Regions from separate parts of the Homo sapiens genome. Here all the other regions are linked to region 2. The links are chromatin contacts, found by Hi-C or POLR2A ChIA-PET in ENCODE. All regions are on one chromosome and are shown on one strand. The core of a region is the stretch at or near the end of the contact, and the rest is flanking DNA. Distances in the headings are between cores, read along the strand shown. Region 1 overlaps PDE4B (phosphodiesterase 4B). Region 2 has its middle 5.7 kb from the start of MIR101-1. Region 3 overlaps PDE4B (phosphodiesterase 4B). Region 4 holds the start of SLC35D1 (solute carrier family 35 member D1).

Region 1 (5,361 bases), core at 509-3,008, 1.2 Mb after region 2:
CTTTAATTCAAGGCTTCTTGTGTGTCTCTCCCATTGGAGATAAAGCTCTTGAAGACAGGGACTGTGCCTTATCTATCTTTTTATTACTCATGGTGCTTTCGCATAGTTATTTTCACATAGTAAGAACACAGTAAGTGTTGAATTGACCGGGAAAACTACATAAAATTTGGGGACTTTATGTGAAGTAAAATACATATAAAATAAACTTTTAATAATGAGCCAATATTTTTATCTCTATTGCTATGAAAATTATTCAAATTGTGTTTTTTCACTGTTAACAATTAGTTATTGCACTGAAGTTAATAGAGGTTTGAAGCACACTCTATAACTGCTTATATATGTTAGTGTGTTCGTATAGGTTTTGAACAAAAAGAGTGAAATCTAAGAAGTTGGCATTTAGCACTTTGAATAAGAAAGCCAGAGTAGAGCAATGGAGAATTTCAAGCCCAGAAAGAACAACGAGGAAGCCATATGCTCCCAGGTTGAGGAGAAAGACGCAGTAAATCCTCCTAGGGGTGTCGAAAATGCCAATGTTGTAGTTTAATGAGCATCTGAATTTGTTTCACATTTTGCCTTTCACAAGCATAAATTCCAGGCTCTCCCTACATGGTGCTCAAGGATTGAAACAGAAAGGAAAAAATAGAAAAAGAAAGAAAACTCCAAAATAAGGCAGGAACTCGAATTCTGTCACCTGTACATATTCACAACAGAAAATTGAAGTAATTCTCAGGATTTCAGGTCCCAAAACTATTTGCAACAGGAAAATGGGGTGCATGCATACACATGTGTGTGTGATAATTGTCGCCTTTTTTCCATTCCATCCTATCCTTTGCTCTTCAATAGTAATCACACATATGTCATGACAGTAAGAATTTACTGAAAAGATAAATTATCAAGTGTTCGCTGTCTTTACAAAATGATTTTTTTGCTTTATAGAAGGATTGGAGAAGCATCCTTTTAATGGCTAGCACATCCGAGTCATGTAAATGTGACTTGATGTAAAATAATATGTATCATGTATACAATATTTTAGCAGCCAATTTGATACATAAGGTGGGGTGCTCTCTACTAAATTTCTTTTTCTAAAATTTATCAGTAAATTTACTGAGCAGGAACATTACCACTGGTAACAGATCAGATGTTATGAAAAACACCACAGAAGTCTATGGGTCACTGGAAATGACAGCAAACCATAGCACCAAGATGACTAGGGAATCACTTTGAGGACTTCAAGCCAGATTGCTGCAGATACTAATGATATCAAAGCCTGGATATCCATAGCCTTGATTTATGGTGATTTTCAACACCAGTCAATTAGAATGCATTTCAAGAAAAGACTGTGTTCAGAGAAATCGTATGAGACATTTCTTTTAATATGTGTCTAGGCCATTCTGGGGAGGAATTGGCTTTTTACCAACTGATAAAACAGAAGAAGAGGCTTTCTCCTTGGAAACCTATTTCTCCATACAGGTTCTGCCCATAGCTTTACTTGATTATGACTATCCCTCCGGAGGTTCATGTGGGTGTACCAGATGCAGGGTCTCTTCAAGTAGTGGACAAGAGGGTCAGTGAGTTATCTTCGATTTTAAGGAATTCAGAAAGTCATGACATTGATTCCGTTCTCATTCTTTGCCAGAACTTTCAGGACCTGTGATGAGACAGGGTCTATATGTGCATGGGTAAAGGGCTCTCTGAGAACCACAGCAATAGCCTGAGAGCAGTGCTGCATCAGATGACTGGAAATGAGGCCCAGCACAAGCAGAACCTTTGCTTGGTTTCTACATTAAGCAAGAACTGTCAGGCAGGATTACAACACTTACGGACAAATAGGAATAAAATCAATCTTGTGACCAAAGGCTCTGACCAGTCATGATAAAGGAAAGATTAGAGGGAATTATAAGAAAAAAGAAAAAGGAAAGAAAAGAGATAAAAAAGAATGGAAAAAGAAAAAGTCAGAAATATCAAACTATGTTTTCTTCCTTATTCTGAATTCTGTGTGCTGAATTAATGGAATAATTGCCTTAATTACTCGCCTTCAGCGTTTAGACAGCCTGCATATAAAATGATAGCAAAAATGCACCAGAAAAGCCCCAGTTATTTTGAGAATAATTTTCCAAATGGTTGTTTTGTAATAATTGCTTTTGTCTAAAATAGCCCTCTTATGAAAGTTTACCCCAGAGCATCAACACTGAGCTGTTTATATTGATTTGCAGTTATTTCATACATATCTAAAATTAAGTATTGGTACTCGCAAAAACATTAATACCTCAGCTAAAGTGCAAACGTTAAAATGTTTCCCTTAAGCAGATATTGTCAAATATAACACCCTGCTTATTATGGTTATTTCACTAGTTCAAAATTAATTTGCAAATTTAGCATAAATATTTCTTCTCTTTGAATGAAACCGAGGAGGCCTCATCTAAGTTCTCACTAGCTGCCTGAACAGTTGAGTCCGTTCCGTGTTGACTCCACTTCACATTTTTGTACTGCTGAGAAACAACATCCACCCACCCTCCCCTTGAAAGTTGGAATCATGCATGTTAGTAAGTATTTCAGTTATGCTATTGACGTCAATGGAGTCATTAAATAGATTGCTGGCCCTCCCAGAGGCAAATCGCTGCCAGGGACCTAGATACAGACACGTTTTTTACAAAGACAACCATCAGGTTTTGCTATAGCAGTAAGCCAGAGAAAGGGAAAAGTTTATACTGTAGCAGACCTATCTCCAAACACAGTTTCTTTCTTTCTTTTGCATTTTAGTTCCGGCCTTTCTTTCTCTTTGGTTACAGTAGGCTCAAGCAGATACCCAGATACTGTTGCCTGAATGTTTTGTGTGCAAAAGCATCTCCTGTAATTGAGACCATGAAGGGAGGTACCCCACTTTTAAAAATGAGTCTCACATTTTGCTCTACACAGCCTATCTTGATGTTGACTTGGTTGCATAAATTATTTAGGCAAATCACTATTGTCTGCCAGTAAGGTCGTGTTTGATATATAGTTCCCTGAATAAACAGTCTCCTCCAAACACACACACACTTTTGTACTTTCTGCCATCCCTGCGTGGCATGTCGCTGCATCCCCTCATCTATGAATCAACCTTTTTGCAGCTAGCACTGTGCTGTAGCATCAGGGATCTGCAGCAAAGGGTGGAGGAGGAAGCTGGGAAGAAAGCTTCACTTCTCTCAGCTGCCTCATCTGCAGCGCTCCCACAGGAGGCTGTCCACGTGCCTGTGTCCTCCCAAACCCTAGCTGCTGCCTGCCTCGAGCCTGGTCATGCAGCTCCCAGGCATGGCAGGCAGAGCCCTTTAGGAAACATGTGCCTCTTTCTGGGCATTCTTGACAGCTCTATTTACCTGCACAGCCCCAGGAGTCAGAGCCAGAGATTCGCCTCACACATCTGGACTCTTCCACCTCCAGGATCGAAGTTAGGGAGACATCTTGAGCAGACAGATTTCTTCAAATCTGGTTGTCAGAAACTATCCCATTGGTTTTAGAACCCATTTCTCTCTTCAGTCCTGTACCTTCACTCCCTGGAGACCCCCAACCCCCATTACTTATCAGTAAGTTTGTATATAAATGCCAGACATCTGACTACCTCTGGTAACCCCTTTTGGTTCATCTGGAGACCCAAATTCATTCACCTACACAACTGTCCCTTTTTCTGTCTTTCTGACTTTGAGTAGCATCTTCATCATCCACCCTTTTATCTCCCTCTTCACCTACCACAGCCAACTCCTTTAGTCTTTTTCTCTAATCTTTTTCCTTTTCTCCCCCACTTCCTCTGCCTTTGTTTATTGTTCCATCATCCTGTACCTAAAGCATTGTGGTGGTCCTCCAACTTGTTATTATTGTCCTCATTCTTTCCCCACTCTAAACCAGCTTCCATTCTGGTACTAGAATTCTTTTTTTTTTTTTTTTTTTTTTTTTGGAGGGACGGAGTCTCACTCTGTCATCAGGCTGGAGTGCAATGGCGCACAATCTTGGCTCACTGCAACCTCAGCCTCCCGGGTTCAAGCGATTTTCCTGCCTCAGCCTCCCATGTAACTGGGACTACAGGACCCCACCACCGTGCCCAGCTAATTTTTTGTATTTTTAGTAGAGACAGGGTTTCACCATGTTGGCCAAGATGGTCTCAATCTCTTGACCTTGTGATCCGCCCACCTCAGCCTCCCAAAGTAGAACTATTCTTATAAACCCCAGTTATGGTTACATTATTTTCTTCTTTAGCTATACTTTGCCTTCAAGATAAGACCTAAATGTCTCACCAGGCATGCAAAAGCCTTTAGAATTTTGCTCTCTTTCTTTGTCCTCATCTCCCACTTTACGCTGCCACCCCCCTGCACAACTGATGGCTGAAGTGCACTGAATATACATCCCTGAAATACACCAGGATCTTCTTGCTTTCCTGCTTTCATATATGCTGTTTCTTCTACCTGGTTGCCTTTTCTCCAAAATATCATTTACATATTCAGCTCAGGGATTATTTTTCACATTGTCACTGTGAACAAATTCTATATATCATCTGATTCTTGGATTCAGGATTAAAATAAATATATAGTCTCAATTCAGGGCCTGGGCCCTGATATATACTATGTGCATAGGAAATACTACTTCCTTTACCCATTTCCTTCTGGAAAGTGCATTTTAACCCTTCATCTTCTTGATATACCTTCTGCAACTCACCCAAAATTACTGTTAATTATTATCTCAAAATCTCTGTTATTACACTTGTCATACTGTATTGTAATTATTTCATTTTTTCCCATTCTAAACTAAAAGCATCCCAAGTTCAAATACTAATCCTCTTTTTCTATATCCTCAATTTATAACATAAAGCCCGGGACATAGCAAATGCTCAATAAATGTTTATGGACTGAACAAATAGGGATGAAATAATGCCCATGCCTGAACCAGATAAGATTAGAAAGGAAGTGAGGCTCATGTTCAGCTTTGTTAAGGCTTACTGAAATATCTGCTAGCTCTCAGGACATGTGCATAGTGCTGACATCCCTTGCTAATCTTGACAACGTGTGACTTTCAAGGCACTTGAAGTGAACTCTTTGTTATCCATCACTTCAGGAAGAAGTGGCAGTGTTAAAAGAAATGGAAGAAAAACAACTAAATGAATTTTTATCATACTATATTGTTCTCTTAGTGCCTGGCATTGTGCTTGCCACAAAGTAGGCACTCAAGTAGCATATTGAATGGAATTGGTTTGAGAACCCAGTTAATCCTTCAGAGAAGTTACTTCTCTGAGACTCACTTTTCTTGTCTGAAAAATGGGCATTTTTTTTTTTTTTGAGATAGAGTTTCACTCTTGTTGCCCAGGCTAGAGAGCAATGGTACAATCTCAGCTCACTG
Region 2 (5,603 bases), core at 2,054-4,553:
AAATAAAAGCACAAAAAACATGCTACATCCCTCATATTTATAAACTAAGATGAAAATATTGTTTTAAACCTTTGAATATCTGATTATATATTAAATAACTGAAGGCACCGTAAGTTGTTGGCCAAGCAGAATATTTGAAAATACTTTTAAACTATAGTTTAGTGTATTTAAATCCACTGGTCTTTTAACTAGTGTGATTTGTTTTCCAATTTGAAAATTATCATCTAATTCAGTGATACTATATAAAATGGCCAAATTTGACCACACTGAGATGTTATAAACTGTCAGCAAAAGTTGCTCAAATGTCCAATACTGCTTTGTCACAAGTACACAGAATGTATACTTGCATTTTATTGCAAAACTTTGCTATACTGAGTTTTTAAAAACTAATTTGTGCCAAAGATTGATGAGGTGGCAGGTTACAGAATTTTTTTCTCTTTTATGGAAAAAGAAATAGGCAGAAAGGCAAGAAAATGTCAAGGACCACCGCCCTATACAAAGTTAGCCCCAATTCTCAAAGAGAAGCATTAACTGAGAGTGATTAGAGAAGAGGTGTCATCATTTTACTGACTTTGAGCACTGGCCCTAATTAATCTCATGCTATGTAACTTTATAAGGTCCATGTGGACGAAAAAAAAACCCTATGGACACGGTAACAAAGAGAAGACTGAGCTTTCTTCCTCATGTTGACCAAGAGTTTAGTCCAAAAAGGCTCCAGGAGACTAAAAATTTATAAATACATGACTGGCCCATATATTACATTATATGGGCCTCTCCCCTTCAAACATGTACTCAGCACAAATATTTTTAGTCCAACTGTATACTCCACAGTTAATTTACTTTCTGATTTTGCTCTACATCACATTTCACCACTCTCACCCCCCGGATTTTAGATTTTATGGTTTGCTCACAAGTCAGTTTTATATGCCAGCTAACTTCGGAATGATCCACCCCTGGCTAAACATCTCTAAAAACCCTGATGGTCTCCAATTAATCTATGATTGCCTTATTACTACAGCACTGCCATTTGAAAATGCTGGGTCTCAGATTTTCAAATTCCCTTAATGGACAGCTAAAGGAGCCAATACCAAAGACTTGCAATGACCTCCAATTCTACAGCCTTGGGCTGTTCCAGGAACACAATTACACTCCACTTCCCTGCAGGTTCCACCCTTCTCGAAGCTTCTATTCCTACATCTGTAAAATGAACACATTTCTACTAACTAGTAACACATGCCACAGTGGCACTGCACTCATTAAGTGCTGTGTTGTATACTGCAATTTAATTTGGTGCTGTTTATATCTTATTTCCTCAAGTCAACAGGACTCTTTCTAAAAAAGTCAGAAACTGTTTTACTCATGTCCCTTCACAACACTTAGTGGTCATTTCCACAAAATGCTAGCTCAACAGATACTTGATTGATTGATTAATTGATGAACCTCTCCATTTCTCAGGGAGCCTCTAAACAGTTATCAACAAGAGTATGTTTAATTCCAGTCTCTGTCTATATGGTCTTAGGTGAGGTGTTTGGCAGTTTGTCATCTATAAAATAAAGGGATAGCACCGAATAGCTCCTAAGTTCCTTCCAGTGCAATTTCTGAATCTCATTAGACAAAACAAAACCCAAAGACAGCACTACCTCTATTCACGTTAGCATTGTACTTTTTTTGGAGGAAAGGAGTCAGCAGCCTTGTGGGCCCAAATGCCACGAGTGGAGCCGTGATTTGGTGGGGAGGGGGACAGAAAGTAGATGAAGCAAAGAAAAAATAAATGGAAGTGAGTGACAGATGAGTAGAATCACTAAAATGCCACCAGGTGTCACAATTGTTACTTTGCCACACATTGTTTTCCGGTACCTTTTGCTATGTTCAGGATCCTTTTACAAAAGCAGCAATAGCCGGGTATGTGGGTATCCCAATTTTCCCATGACACCCCTGCTAGCCGTTCTAGAACCCTGGACTTTTACACTAATCTCCCTAATATAACAGTAATAATGTAATACTTGGGGTCCCCAATCATCACATGGAACACAGCAGTGGAAAATAGAAACACAAACATGAAATAACAATATTTCATACAGTCACCACTTTTGAAATTAATCCATGGGGCTAGGCACAGTGGCTCATGCCTGTAATCCCAGCAGTTTGGGAGGCCAAGGCGGATGGATCACCCGAGCTTAGGAGTTCAAGACCAGCCTGGCCAACGTGGGGAAACCCCATCTCTACTAAAAATACAAAAAATCTGCCGGGCGTGGTGGCACACACCTGTAGTCCCAGCTACTCTGGAGGCTGAGACAAGAGGATCGCTTGAACCTGGGAGGTGGAGGTTGCAGTGAGCCAAGATCGCGTCACTGCACTCCAGCCTGGAAGACAGAGAGAGACTCTATCTCAAAAAAAAAAAAAAAAAAAGAAAGAAAAAAAGAAAAGAAATTAATTCATAGATGAAAAGGAGTAATGCAGGCCTGAGCTGTCCAATGAAGTATATAATGCAAGCTACACATGTAATTTTTAATTCTCTAGTAGCCACACTAATAAACAGGTGGAATTAATAGCATATTCATTTAACCCAATATATCTAAAATATTATCATCTGAACATGGAATCAACATAAAATTAATGGGCTATTCTACTTTTTTTGCATTCTTTGAAATCTGAAGATTACTTTGCACTTACATATCCCAATTCTAAATTTTCATCAAAATACTTAATTTGCGTTTGGATTTCAAAACACTTAGTTTCAAAAGTAGATGCGTAAGCTCAAGTATGTTTCCAAATATAAATAAGCTTTCCAATAACTAAATCAAGTTATCAAAGTCTAAAATTAAATAAAATTTAAAATTGAGCTCTTCCTCACCCTAGCCATATTTCAGGTGGTTAATAGCCACGTGGCTAGTGGCTACCATATTAGGGCAGGTATCCTGTCTCTGTCACCTGGATTCTTTTAAACCCGAACCAGAGTAAAAGATGTTACCCCATCAACCAGAAAGTCATCTTACAGCACCCACCAAGTGCTCAAATTATACCAAGTATTTTCTGCTCCACTTCCAATCTTTAAGTTGTCAACACTTCAGTGATTATCGTTTATTAGGTAGCCCTTCCAAAAGACTGAGTATTTTAGCTCAGAGAGGAAAGCATATCTCAATTCAGGGACTGAATGGAGACACTGAGTGAGATTCAAAGACAAGAAGTTAATTTCCAAGGTAGAGGTGGAAAATCCTGACATCCTTACTTCTTTGTCCAGGGTATCAGTCACCTACAAAAGTTACAATTATTGTTTATCACAATTATTGTTTATGAGCCTCTCAACTTACATACTCACAGCAGCTGTCACTGCATCCTCAGGTTCTCTGTCTTCAAGTGCCCTCCTAGCTTCCTGAAACAACCTTCTCTATCTAGAGCAGATTCTGCAGAGAGGCCCCTCTTTAATTCATATTCTGAAACGTGCTTGTTATTGTTGACGTACAAAAACTTATGAATAATTCAATAAATGAATCTTGAACCATCCTATTTATCATTCAGTGGTCTAGGTACCCAACTCTAGAGGAAAGCTTTTCTGAAATACACGGTAAGTATCCCCCAACCCTCCCTCAAAGGAACCAATTATGAACACTATACAGTCTTCTCTCCCTTCTCACTCCCCATGTCAAAGTTCATTGTGTTCCTCCTGCAGCTGATTTAAAAGTTGATCTTTTCAAGGAGCTGGATTCCTAAGGTAGTTCTATTTTGAGCCTTCTTCCTGTTCTGAAGCTAAAGTTGGAAGGGCTTAGGTGGTGATGTCATGGAAGGGAGACTGTTGGTTTTTATAGGAGGGTCTTCTCTGGCAACTCTGGGGATGCTCAAATGGGGAAAACTCAGAGTGTTACTTTTGATCTTTTCCCCCCTCCTTCCCTTTATAGAATATCAGCTATTCCTTAGCCAGCAAGAAAACAAGTTCAAATAAGCCTGCAAACAGATTTACATATTTTACATGCTAAACATCTAATAAATGAAAAGACTGAGAAAAAGAAAAATGCCTCACTGTAAGGAACAGAGGGTGACAACCTCTTTCTCCACCCCTCTCCCCAAATATCTATCACAGAACAAGGGGCAAAGAGGAGGGGAGGGTCGACTGGTAAGCAGAATAAAGGGATTATAAAGCTAGGAGGCTTTTAGAGGGAAACGCTGTTGGAATATTCAGGACAGGAGACCCTTGGGTCCCTGCTCTTCCTCTGTGTTTTCCTCCCTTTTGGAATGGTTAGACTTGGGCTGGGTGTGTCTTCTGCTTGGGAGGCGTTTTTTTTGGCGCTGGAAAAGCAAAAGGGGCCAGGGTGGGGCCTGGGGAAAGAAAGCCAGAGACAGGCTGCTTAGGCCTGGCTCTGGGTTAAGCTTAAGGGGAAAATAAAGGGGGCTACGGAGGGACAGCAGATTCCATTAGAAGACCCAGAGGGGAATAAAAAACAGCGCACTGGCCAAAGGGGGTCACTTCTCTCTCTCCCTCAACCTAGGCCCAGGAGCTATTTGCTGGTTGGTGGGGGACAGGTCCAGAGGGAAGAGAAAATCCCAAAACATCTGCAGATCACAACTTGCCGGGGGAAAGGGGGGCTGGGGACAGACATGCCAAATTAAATCAGCAGGTGAAAGCAGCAATTTTTGGCCAATGCTGGGATTGCGGAGAGGACTAACTAAGAACCCTGGAGAGCAGGGGATTCCCTGGTTTCTCAGCTCACCTCTCCTTCAAAGCAGGGATAAGCACAGGTGTGGTCTTTCTCCAGGAAGGTGGCAGCTGGCGTGCGGGTAGCAGAGTGAGGGAAAGAATTCCTCGCACAGGAAGGCAGGGAGAAGCCCTGGGGTCAGCTGCGGCCAGGAGCCGGCGTCTCCGCCAAGTCCCCTCCCCCTTCCTGAAAACCGACCTGGACCAGCACAAATTACAGCAAAGCACCCCTCTCCCCAATAATGTTTCTAATAAAAGAAACAGACTCTCATGCCTATATTAAAAAACCACGAGCTCTAGCTGATGGAAATAAACAGGTGAGCCCGGGGAGAAGCGGGAAAACACTGGGAATGGGAGAATGAAGGGGGAGAAGGCGTTCCCGAACGTGCAGAGAAACCGAGGCTTCCCCGCCCTCCCTCCACCCTCCTCCCCTCCGGCCGGGGAGAATCTGCGTGGCAGGGTGCAAGCTAAAAATGCCACTGACGGACCCCTCTTCCCGCCCCGTGCCCGTTCTCCCTCCTACCCCAGACTCCAGCGTCCCGGCCTCGTGGTAGCGCCCGGTCCCCGGCGCCGCGCGGGGCTCGCCCTCTCTCCGGACCGCCGCCGCCGCGGGGACTCCGGTCTTCCTCTCTTCTCCCTCCCTCCTCCTCCTCCTCCGGCACCGCCGCCTCCTCCTCTTAGACTCCTCCCGCCGGATCCTTCATGTAAACAACATCCAGGCTCTATTTACAGTCGCCGCCGGACGGCAAGGGACCCACGCCAGCACCCTGGACGCGGGCGGGGGCGGGGGAAAAGCGAGTGCGCAACATTTACACACACACCCCGCCCCTCCGCGCCGCTCCCCTCCGGGGGCCGAGCCAGGCGCCCGGGGCTCCCCGCGTTGCCACTGACACCCCAGCGAGGGCCGCGCAAA
Region 3 (5,525 bases), core at 1,789-4,288, 1.3 Mb after region 2:
CATAACAAGCCCAACTACCTTTTTTAATAGGATAAAATTGCATAAGAAATAGCTGTCTATGAAATTTATGTCTATTTTATGTTATGAAACTATTTTCATCTTTTATAGTTTTAGTTAATAGTTTATGTGTGCAAACCTCCAACCTGTTACAAATTTTCCTCAATTTGCCGGTGCATACTCTAGCTTAGGGATTACTGAAATATCAAAACAGATAATAATATATATGCTTTCAGGGAAGGAAAGGATAGATCTATGTAGTCCAAAGCTTTCTTTTATTTTTTTGATAGGCCCTAGAGTTGATCTTGAAAATTGCCAGATTAATAGGCTGTCCCAGCCCTGAGAAATCGCTAATCTAGAAGTGGCAATTCCCAAGGCAGGTTTTGAAGCATTCCATTGTCTTTTACCTCAAGGGATGTATGAAAGTCACTAGCTGAAATCAATACAATTAATAATAAATACAATGTATTCTACATGGTATTTTTAAGGGGTAGAGTAATAATCTCAAAAACAAGCTATGATAGATTTTTGTAGCTGCAAAAAATATTAGAAACTTCAATAAGGCAGGATTTAAAACAACCTAAGAGGTACTATAGACTGAAAATGGAATTAACTTCTTAAAGAGAATCATGACCAATACGTAAGGGTTATGAAAAGAAAGTATAATATTTGAGTGGTAGTTTCCCTGTTCTGTGTAACTACTTTCATGTCAGATATGAAGGTCCTAAAACATAGGTGTTATTTTTCACTAGTCAGGAAAGGACACTAGACTGGATGGTCTGTGGGTCTGATCCACAGTAAGTGTTCTGATTGCTGAAAAATACTATAAGTTGTAGAGCTTCTAGCTGCGAAATGTTTCAAAATAAACCTTTGTCATCTACTTTGGAATCATATTAATGCCCTGTGGCCTTAGAATTGACTCTAGAAGCTTTCAGTTAAATATTAGCCGTTATACCTGTACAGAAAAAGTTGTAGAAAGGCTTAAAAGGAAAAACAAAAGAGTGACTGAATAATGTACCTTGATTCCTTGATTTTTCTCAGTTACTATGATGATTTTTGTCATCTGTTGAAAAAGGTTTCTGCTAAATTTAATTATCAGATCATCATCTCAAATCTTCAAAGTTCCTTTTTTTGTCTTTCTCTATTAACAGACAAATTAAAAGGGAAGGATCAAGTATATGAAATGAAATTGTGATGCTCCAGGAACAGTTTTAGGTCTTACGTTTCTCATTGGAAGAAAAGTCCTCTGTCAAAAAGAAAATTTTGAAAAGTTTAAATTATCTAAAAATATACAGTGCCCCTAAACTTAACATATATAATGAGTGTATGGCCTGGAAATCCAATCTCTTCATAGGCTATTTGCACATGCAATATCAGGACCATACTTACAGTTAAAAAAAAAAAAAGATAAAGAAAATTCTTCTTTATCTGAAATTCAAATTTAACTAGGTGCCCCGAATTTTTATTTGCTAAATCTGGCAACCTTATATATGTGGAAACATAATATAGTTTATAAATATTATATATATAGTTTAAAATGCATAGTGAATGTATCAGTCTTTAGGTATAAATAGTTACAGTATCTTTTGTCCATTTGATTACATCACTGCAGCAACTTTCAGAGTTGAGAGAATGTTGGATCATGAGAAATTGCTATAAACATTCTTATGGGAATCACTTTGGGTCTAGGAAACGTCAATTTTTTAGTGTTCCAATAATGTGTGTTATATCATCTCTTGAGAAGTTTTCAGAAATTCTGAGAAAAATGGACAGCAGAAAAGGGTTAGATAGATAGGAAGAAATATGTAATAATTTGGGGAGCTGTTCAAGCCCTAATCTCATTTAGGAGATTAGTTATAGAGCAGCTATATTCAAATTTGTTTGATCTTTTGATATTTTTCAATTCTGTATGAAGGCATTAATGGTTTTTCCCTGCTTTGCCTTTTAATATGTCACTTGAGCAGAGACTTGTCCTCTAACTAGCAAGTAGAATTGATTCTATTGTTGCTTCATCATAATTTTTGATGCAGAATAATGGTAGATATATTCATGCTTGTTTTTCGTTGTATACTTACCTATTGATTACTACGTTGCTGAGCAGTTAAGACAAGAAGCACTCAATTCTAACATGTTTAGAAGAGTTTCTTTCTGATTTGGCACATGGACAGTGAGAATGATCTCACTGTGTTTGTTCCCTGGCACACCAAAGGTTTGCTGCAGATGTTAGTACAGCAGAACTTGTTTGCTAAGATGACCCATTATGGAACACTAGCTGATTAAGCAGACGTTAATGGACAATTGCATGTCCATTATTACTTCTTTGACCATGTTACCAACTCAATTCAATTGCACTTGCTTTTCAAATAAGACAAACCTGTCAATAAAGAAACTGGACATCAAGTTTCAAATGATTGGTAGAGTTTATAGGGAAACACAAAAAGGAGGGAAGAGATGAGATGCACATTGTCAAATAATCTGAAATGTTAAGAATTGTGGAAATTGTTAGTTTCATAAGGAGTTTTAGACAAGCACACTATATCCCTCATTCTGTTTATTTCTTTTTCATTTAAAACTTAGATTTGCTTTACTTCTTTGGGTCTTCATTTCTTCCCATGCAAAATTCCTGAAAGTCAAAAGGAAGATTAGAAGCTAGCCATTTTACCACTAAAGAAACTGAGCCCCAAGAAGTTAATTCAGCTTACCCAAGATTACATATTTGCTTAGGGCCAGAGCTAAGACAGGGACAGACTCTGTTTACTTCATTTCTCACTAAACTGTACCACTGCAGTTTCGACTTCTTTCTACCACTGAAGGCACAGAATGCACTGAAGGCATTCTGTGCCTTCAGGAGGAATTTTCAGCCCCTTCACTTTCCTGATGCCCGGGAATTCTTTTTAAGTTATGACTAACAAAGTATAAAACATGAGTCAAAAGTTAGTCCCTAATAAAGTCATTGTGACTTTAATGACTTCGGCAGTTGTTTCATTCTGCAAAAACAGGAAGATCCCACACAATAAGGCGCCTGTCTCACAGCTGGGCTCCTGCGTAGACGGCCACCCACAAGAGTAACTAACTGCTGGGGCTGCCTTCCTCTCTTTGACACCTTTTTATTCTCTGTTCTTACAGTTTTCTCCTACTGACCTCATCCTGAGGTTATCCATGAGAGGAAGGTACCTGCTTTAGCTAGTCTTTGATAGGGTGAAGAATAGTTTTAATCACTTAGGAGTCACTCCTAAGTGATTTTCAGGTCACCCTCAACAGGCCTAAATTAGTCTTAGAAGAAGCTCTTTCATGGGCTTTATACTAGCTTCCTGTGTTATCACTATTCTGGACTGTTTTATTCTCAAAAACATAAAATCCCCAAATTTTAGATTTGAGAAGAGCCTGCGATCATTCCAGTTCACTCCTCCTATGTGATTAGTTTAACTAAGAACTCATTACCAAGATAGTGCCTATCTTGCCTGCGGATCTTTGCATAAAGCTCAAACTAATTCTCCCATGAGAAATATAGAAAAGTGAAGAAGTGTCCTATCACTTCAGAAGAAACTGGCTCAGAAGAAATAATCTCTGTATGCAGTGTTAAAACTAAAGAAAAATTGAAGCCATCAAACAAAATGTTCCTATCAAGTGTAATTGAATTTTAGCTTTTATTACCTATTCTCTACTTTTAAAATAACTTTTCACTATTAAAGGAACTTATTCCAAAAATCAGACAATTTTATAGAAAAGGTATATTCTAGGCCAATAATATTAAATCACATATCTAGAAAATATACCTTCTTCCCTTTTCAAAAAATAGAAGCAATTTCTAGCAGTGTATGTGAATCTAATGTTGGGCATAAGCTTAAGAAGGCATCGGAGGAATTTTTTATTAGAGTTTATTCACAAATTTTGCTTGTCTGTGTTGAAAAGGGGCATTGGCCATTTCCTCTGGGGACATTATTTCTAGGTAGGCTGTAACAGGGTTTTCCTGTGAAGGCAGATTCTTAGGGAAAATAGTATCTGTGTACATGAGATGGTAGAGACACATTTATCTTTAAAATAATGTGTTCCTGTTTGTGGATTTCTCTACTGAATTTAATAAAGTAAATAATGCCCATTTCCTTCCAATCCAGTAACTCCTTGGGACACAGTTTTACCCAGGAGCTATTTTACCTTCGAGTCTGGATGAAACGTGTAACTTAATAAATAGATTCCAAAAGTCTTACACTATGAAACTCTGAGGGATGATAAATGCTTCCCTTCCTTTGTTATGGTCTGAAGCATTTTCAATTTGAGTTGTTTTCCTCAGTCATGTAGAGGGAGTTTTGTTTTCTGGGAAGTCTTGGTTGCTGGTAAATAATGTGTCCAAACTGTAGGAGGCAGCCACAGAATTTATCATACAAGTATGAAATGTTAGGGTTGATCATTCTCATTTTACACATGAGAGGTGATGTAACTACACAGGAGAGTGAGAGCTGAGAATGAAAAGTCAAGATTTGTCTACTACATTGTGGCTGCCTCTGGCTCAACAGAAACACTCCCATGTGGGAGTCAGATGCTGAAAGCCCAACTAAGCCTAGCTCCTCAACTGTCTCCTCAGGCTTAACTTCAAACATAATTCATATCTATTCTATTTCTTAATGTGTCTCATCACACAGTTAAACACTAGTCATACTAACTGGACTCTACATATACTAGAATGTAAAAGATACCCTTCCACCCCCCGCCGTCTGCTCCTTGAAGGCCATGTCTGCCTTTCTTAGTTTGTACAGAGCCCAACATAAATGGGCCCTTCATAAGTGCTTTTTGATGAGAGCAATGATTGCTTTCACATCAGTGTGGTTGGGCCCTCCCTTATGGAGGAGGAAAACCAACAGTTGTTGCTAAGCAACATTTAAAGGACTAGGTTAGTTTCTGACACTAAGTGACCTCCATTTGCATACTTCGCCATGTTGTGTGTTTTATGGTTGCCTTAAGATGACTATGTTTTTTGGTAGCATTGCTGTGCCCTTAGCAAAAGGCTCATAGGAGAATTAGTTTAAGCCTGGGAAGGAGGAAGGTGATATTCATCTGTTAATGACTTGCATGAGTACACTGATCCCTTCAGTAAACTATGCGGGAAAGGTGAGGAGTTTGGTTTATTTTCAGCCCTGCAGCTGAGAGCCACCTCCCTGATTCCATATTGAAAGTGATTGACAATGTATCCCAACAGGGTCCTGTGGCAATGGAAGACTATAGAAAGAAAATAAACAGAGAAATCTTTCCTCTTATAGCCTTTTATGATTCAGTTTCTACCTGCTCCTATCTTCTGAGCAGAGTTGCCGATATAGCTAGTAAAGAACTGGTCCTACCCTCTCTAGACTGTTTGCTGTTGTGGTTAAACAACATGCCCTAATATATCTATTCCTACTAGAATGAAAGCTGATTAAAAGCATGAAAAGAGTTTTTGTTTGTTCCTTTGTTTTTTTTTCACTGCTATATCATCACTCTTTTCCCTGGTCATTTTAGGTATTCAATAAATGGTTGGCAAATACGTGAAAAAAGGG
Region 4 (5,170 bases), core at 458-2,957, 2.0 Mb after region 2:
GACAGTATAAAATAAGCCCAAAGAATAATGAATGCAGGATACACTGGCTAGATTAGATGGATAGAGAAACTGCAAAACTATTGTACTCTCAACAAGTGTGCATTAATTAAAAACAGAAGAATATTCCTAGGTTATTTTTTCTCTTAAGTTTAAAGAGACTGTAGGCCTTCTTTGACACATATTACTACTTTTATTCTTTACATTCATTATAACCACTCTAGACTGGGCAATTTTGAGGCTGCAATTTTTAAATACGCAAGGCACTGATAAAATATGTTAATACATACTGACTTCATTTCACAAAATAAAGTATCGCTTTTCTTCTTTTACCTTTCGAGGTACATTTCTGTCAAGGTCAGGAAACTTGACTACTCTGAGCGCCTTTCCCACCCAGAGAACTGCCACTGTGGCCACCATCTGTAAACAAGAGAACACAGATTCACTGTTCTACACATAAAGACACACACAGAAGTTCTAACAACATAAACCACGTAATGGTGAGGATTCCAACTAACCTGGCCAAGTCCAACACATAGTGAGGAGGGAAATCTACAAAAAGGGCAAAGAAAAAAACAAGATCAGAACAAACCTAACTTAGCTCCGTGAATTCAATTTGCACATCGGCAACGTTAATAAGGCATTCCGATACAAGCCACATCAACGTCCGCCCCTAAATCAAACAAAAATCTTGGGAGAAAACTCTCTGCCTGTTGGTTGTCAGTCCACCCCGCTGATGTAGCCTCGGGCGGCCGCTTGTCCCATCTTGTCCGAGTCTACAGTTTCAGTCCGCTGCCTGCAAAGGATTTCTCAAGGCAGTGCAGATACAGATCTCTGCAACGATTTCACACACCTTAAAAAAAAAAACAACCAACTTCTGCCTCTGGGTCCCAGTGTTAGCAAGGGAATAATTGTCTGCTGGGTTGAGGATGCGTACGTCCCCAGAGGCTGTCAGCGGGTGCAGGGGACACTGAAGCCCCGGCCCCCTGTCCAGGCTGCGGAGGAGGGAGGCTTCCCTCGCTCTCCTCCCTGATCGACAGGCATAACGGCTCAAAAGTCACCAAGCAAATCACTTTGCTCCATCTCTCTGAAGGGCAGGGTTTTCGGGGCGGTGCGCCCAGGGCATGGCAGGCGAGCCCCAAATGTGCCGGGCCGGCCGGAGCTCCGCGCAGGGAGCGGACCCCTGCCACAGGCCCGCTCGCCAGGCCGGCTCCGCTGCCCGGGCCGCGCGCGTCAGCCGCCCGCCCTCCCCAGCTCCCGCCCAACTTTGTTCGGCTTTAACTTTGGCAGTCAAAGTCCAGGGAGCCGGCGCCGCGCCGCCGCCGCCGCCCGCTCCTCCTCCGCGGCCTGGGCCGCCGCCGCCTCGGCCCTACCTGTAATTGGTGAGCACGCTCTTATTCACCACCACGATCAGGAAGGAGCTCACGCCGTAAAAGCCGGCGGCCAGCAGCTTCAGAAACACGGTCAGCGTTTCGGCCGACGCCATCCCCAGCTCCTCCTCATCTCGGAGTGTGGAGGATTTCGCGGGGGCTTCTCCTTTAACCCGAGCATGCTGACGTCTATGAACTTCCGCCATGGCTGCCGCAGCAGCGGTGGCCTGGCGGCGGGGCCTAGCGGCTCGGGGGCCTGCAGCGGCAGCTCCCAGGGGACTCCAGGAGTTGGGGACCGCAGACTAGGCCAGCTGCGCGCTCGCCGCCTCGACTCCCCGCTTGGCCGCCGCCTGTCCCCGCCCAGGGGCAGGGACGCCGGGGTTCACACCCCTGGAGACTTTGCTCGGGCATTGTGCAACGCGGGGTCAGAGAGTAGGGCCGCGCCGGGCTTAGCCTGGGCAGGGGTTGGAGAGAGCCTGGAGAAGGGGCAGTGGCGACCCCCCTGCCCGAGGCGGATAAGGAGAAGCCAGGGGAACTACATCGAGACACCAGAGCGCCGGGCGACAAACCACAGACTCCGGGTGACAGTCGCCCTGCGCCTGCGCACGAGCACGCGCTGGGTCTCTCCGCGGGGCGCGTACCTGGGGCGTGGGGAGTCTGGTGGCAGAGGGGCTGGAAGGCCGTATTCTCCGGATAACTGCCGCAACTAAGTGCAGACCCTCCTCCCCTCTGTTACAGGTGGCCGGCCAAGTAGTTACAGTACACTGCGTCTAGACTAATTCTGAATGCTCTTTTAGTCTCTCTTGCAGGGGGTAAAAACCCTTCAAAAGTATCAGATGTGGATCAACAGTAAACACTCAACGAAAATTTCATTCCGCAATGCCTCAGGCTTCTTACATTTTCTGAACCCAGAAAACACCAAACAATACTTTTCAGATTGAGAAGTTTCGTTTGTTTGTTTTAAGAAAAATGTTGACATATCCCAAAAAGTAGCAAGATAAGCAGCTTGGGGATTGGGGAAAGCACAAGGTGTTTGGAGCCTAAAAGACTTGATTTCCAATTGTAGGATTCCTAGAAATGACGACCCCCCCCCCCCCCACCAACACACTCACTCCTTATTGTGTGTCTTGGACCAATTAGATGACCTCCCTGAACCTGATCTCTGTGGATGTGTAGCTAGCAAAGAGCTAGTTTTCGGTAAATGGTAGTCATTATTGTATAACAGAAGCAAATCATTATGATCGGTTTAAGCAAAGAAATTACGTATTGAACTTTAATAGATTAGGAAAGAAGAACTTTGAATTATTTTTCTAAGTGCTTGGTCTGTATCTTTTTAAATTTCTTTTTTTTTTTTTTCTTATTTTTATATTTTGGTAAACCAGGTATAGTGGTTCACACCTGTAATACCAGCACTTTGGGAGCAGGTGGAATGCCTGAGCCCGGGAGTTTGAGACCATGCTGGGCAACAAAGTGAGACCCTCTCTCTACAAGAAAATAAAAAAATTAGCCAGATGTGGTGGCGCACGCCTGTGGTCCCAGCTACTCAGGAGGCTGAGGTGGGAGGATGGCTTGAGCCCAGGAGGTCAAGGCTGCAATGAGCTATGATCATACTACTGCACTCCAGCCTGGGCAACAGCACAAGACCATCTTAAAGAAAGAAATAAATTGTGGCAAAATATACAAAGTATAAAATTTATCATTTTAACCCTTTTTGAGTATGCAATTGCATGGCATTAACTGCATTCACATCGTTTTGCAGCCATCATCACTAATCCATCTTTAGAACTTTTTCACCATCCCAAAGTGAAACTCTTTCCCCTTTAAACAATCACTCCCTGTTTCCCTACTTCCTTCCCTCTCTGCTGTTAACCAGTGTTCTACTTTCTGTCTCTGTGAATTTGACTACTCTAGGTACCTCATATAAGTGGAATCATGTAGTATTTGTCCTTTCGTGATGAACTTACTTCATTAACGTAATGTCTTCAAGGTTCAGCCACGTTGTAGCATATGTTAGAATGTCCTCCCTTTTTAAGGCTGAATAATATTAAATTATATGTGTATAATTGGTTTATATCTTTTGAGTTACTTTGAGAACACCTATGTTCTTCAAGTGTTTCTTAAAAAACTGGTACACAGGATGAGGTTCTTAACATAGCCTACAAGGTCCTAGATAATGTGGTTCCTACCCACATCTCCAGAGGCACTATTCACGTTTCCCTCCCCTAAGGTGCAGATAAATCAACAATGTGGGTTCCGGCTTCTGTGTCTTTACTCCCATTATTCCCTCCATCTGGGCTGCTTTTTCTCTTCCTCCTCTCACCCAGCTCCTGAAAAACTCTTACATTTCCTTCCGTATTTTGGCAGAACATTACCTCTTCTCTGGGCAGCCTTCACACTGCCCCCCACTTCCCTCTACATAATTGATCTCTCTCCTTTGTGCCTCTCCTACCGCATCTTTATATACCCCCTTTATAGAGTGTCCATCTGCTGCTGCTGCTATAACAAAATACCTGAGACTGGATAACATATAAAAAATAGAAATTTATTTTCTCACACTTCTGGAGGCTGAGAAGTCCAAGATCAAGGTGCCACCTTAACCACTGCATCCTCTGAAGGGGAAGAACACCATGTCCTCACATGGCAGAAGGGACAGAAGGTCAGAAAGGGACAAACACTGTGTGAAACCTCTCTCATAAGGCATGAATCCTACTCACAAAGGCAGAGCCCTCATGACTTAGTCACCTCCTAAAGGGCCTGCCTCTTAATAATATCACATTGGTGATTAAGTTTCAACATATGAATTTTGGAGGACACATACAGACCGTAGCAAAGGGGCTCTGCATTACATGTTTACATATCACTCTCTTCCACTAGACAGTTGCTTCTTGAGGACAGTGGCAGGCAAGGGTGCCTAACACAGTTTAGATATTTTAGTTGATTGAATCAATGGAAACAAGGAAAATGATTAAATTTCTTCCTTGACTGCTAGCTTCAAAAGGAAAAATAACTAAAACATTGTATTTTAAGAAACATCCTTGCAGAAAAAATATTATAGAAGTAACAATGACCCTCATAATAAAAAGCAAATATATACATATATACACATTTTTACACATTTTAAAAAACATACCTGGAATAGAACCAGAGAAGAACACTAATCCTCAAGCCACACACTGCTGCTGACACTTAGTAGTTTTGTGACCTTGGGCAAATTACTAGACATCACTGTGCTTCAATTTCCTCACCTGTAAAATGGGGATAACAATAGTACCCACCTCATAGAGTTACAATGAGAATTAAATGAGTTAATGAATGTAAAGTGCTTAGAACATAATATGAGTGTTTATTACAATTACTGTTATCACTAGTATTATTAGGCAGTCTTCCTCTTTTCACTTACTATTCCTTGATGGTCTTTCTGTGGCAACGCTTAAACTTAACCTCATTCTTTTCAAAGGCTTCAGAGTATTCCATTAGTTGGATGCATCATCATGTAACCCTATAGACATTTAAGTTATTGCCATTTTTCAGTGTACAAACAATGCTTGTCCATTCAACTTTGTGCAAGTATAAATTTCTAGAAGTAGAATTGCTTAGTTAAGGCTACTTTTTAATAAAAAAATTAATAGAATTGAGGAAATTCCAAATTAACAACCTCCAAAGAGTTTATACTCATTTTTTATTCCTGCTAACACGGTATGAAAATGAAACCCTCTTTTATAAAGTCAAGAGGGCAGCAATGGAGAACAATGGAAGAGGTGAGATAATATTTCAAGTTCTACCCTGTGGAAGTATGAAATGCC

Evidence for each region. A loop is a pair of places that touch in the nucleus more often than their neighbours do. ChIA-PET counts read pairs that join two places held with the same protein, here RNA polymerase II (POLR2A). Pooled maps may share reads with other maps.
Region 1: a pooled map of gastrocnemius medialis shows a loop between it and region 2 (5-fold over the local background). The contact joins two enhancer-like sites. A Hi-C loop is called at or near these places in 7 of 50 pooled maps.
Region 3: a pooled map shows a loop between it and region 2 (3-fold over the local background). The contact joins two enhancer-like sites. A Hi-C loop is called at or near these places in 1 of 37 single-sample maps with no recorded cell type and 4 of 50 pooled maps. POLR2A ChIA-PET finds 5 or more read pairs at or near these places in 1 of 52 experiments (activated CD4-positive, alpha-beta T cell).
Region 4: a loop to region 2 is called in a map of B cell, with 14 times the contacts of the local background. The contact joins the promoter of SLC35D1 here to the enhancer-like site in region 2. A Hi-C loop is called at or near these places in 3 of 168 maps with a recorded cell type or tissue (B cell, CD8-positive, alpha-beta T cell and naive thymus-derived CD4-positive, alpha-beta T cell) and 10 of 50 pooled maps.

What each region holds. Positions count from the first base shown.
Region 1 is chr1:66,268,878-66,274,238 of GRCh38, forward strand. The region is part of intron 7 of PDE4B (phosphodiesterase 4B); the gene reads left to right. Among named protein-coding and RNA genes, the nearest start is that of PDE4B-AS1, 220 kb to the left of the region's middle. Within about 2 kb of position 1,759, at least 29 of the 41 ENCODE cell types and tissues checked have a DNase peak (open chromatin) inside an H3K27ac peak, as active enhancers do.
Region 2 is chr1:65,061,415-65,067,017 of GRCh38, forward strand. It overlaps a transcript of JAK1 not described here. Among named protein-coding and RNA genes, the nearest start is that of MIR101-1, 5.7 kb to the left of the region's middle. RefSeq lists a silencer at 5,461-5,603. Within about 2 kb of position 3,304, at least 3 of the 41 ENCODE cell types and tissues checked have a DNase peak (open chromatin) inside an H3K27ac peak, as active enhancers do; they include B cell and CD8-positive, alpha-beta T cell, where a contact is called at or near this core.
Region 3 is chr1:66,347,278-66,352,802 of GRCh38, forward strand. The region is part of intron 8 of PDE4B (phosphodiesterase 4B); the gene reads left to right. Among named protein-coding and RNA genes, the nearest start is that of SGIP1, 180 kb to the right of the region's middle. RefSeq lists enhancers at 2,952-3,001, 4,594-4,683, 4,694-4,743. Within about 2 kb of position 3,039, at least 24 of the 41 ENCODE cell types and tissues checked have a DNase peak (open chromatin) inside an H3K27ac peak, as active enhancers do.
Region 4 is chr1:67,052,441-67,057,610 of GRCh38, forward strand. SLC35D1 (solute carrier family 35 member D1) reads right to left here and starts at 1,708. Exons shown (of 12, transcript NM_015139.3): 1 at 1,371-1,708; 2 at 516-549; 3 at 331-417. The coding sequence starts at 1,573. RefSeq lists silencers at 1,123-1,332, 1,623-1,812.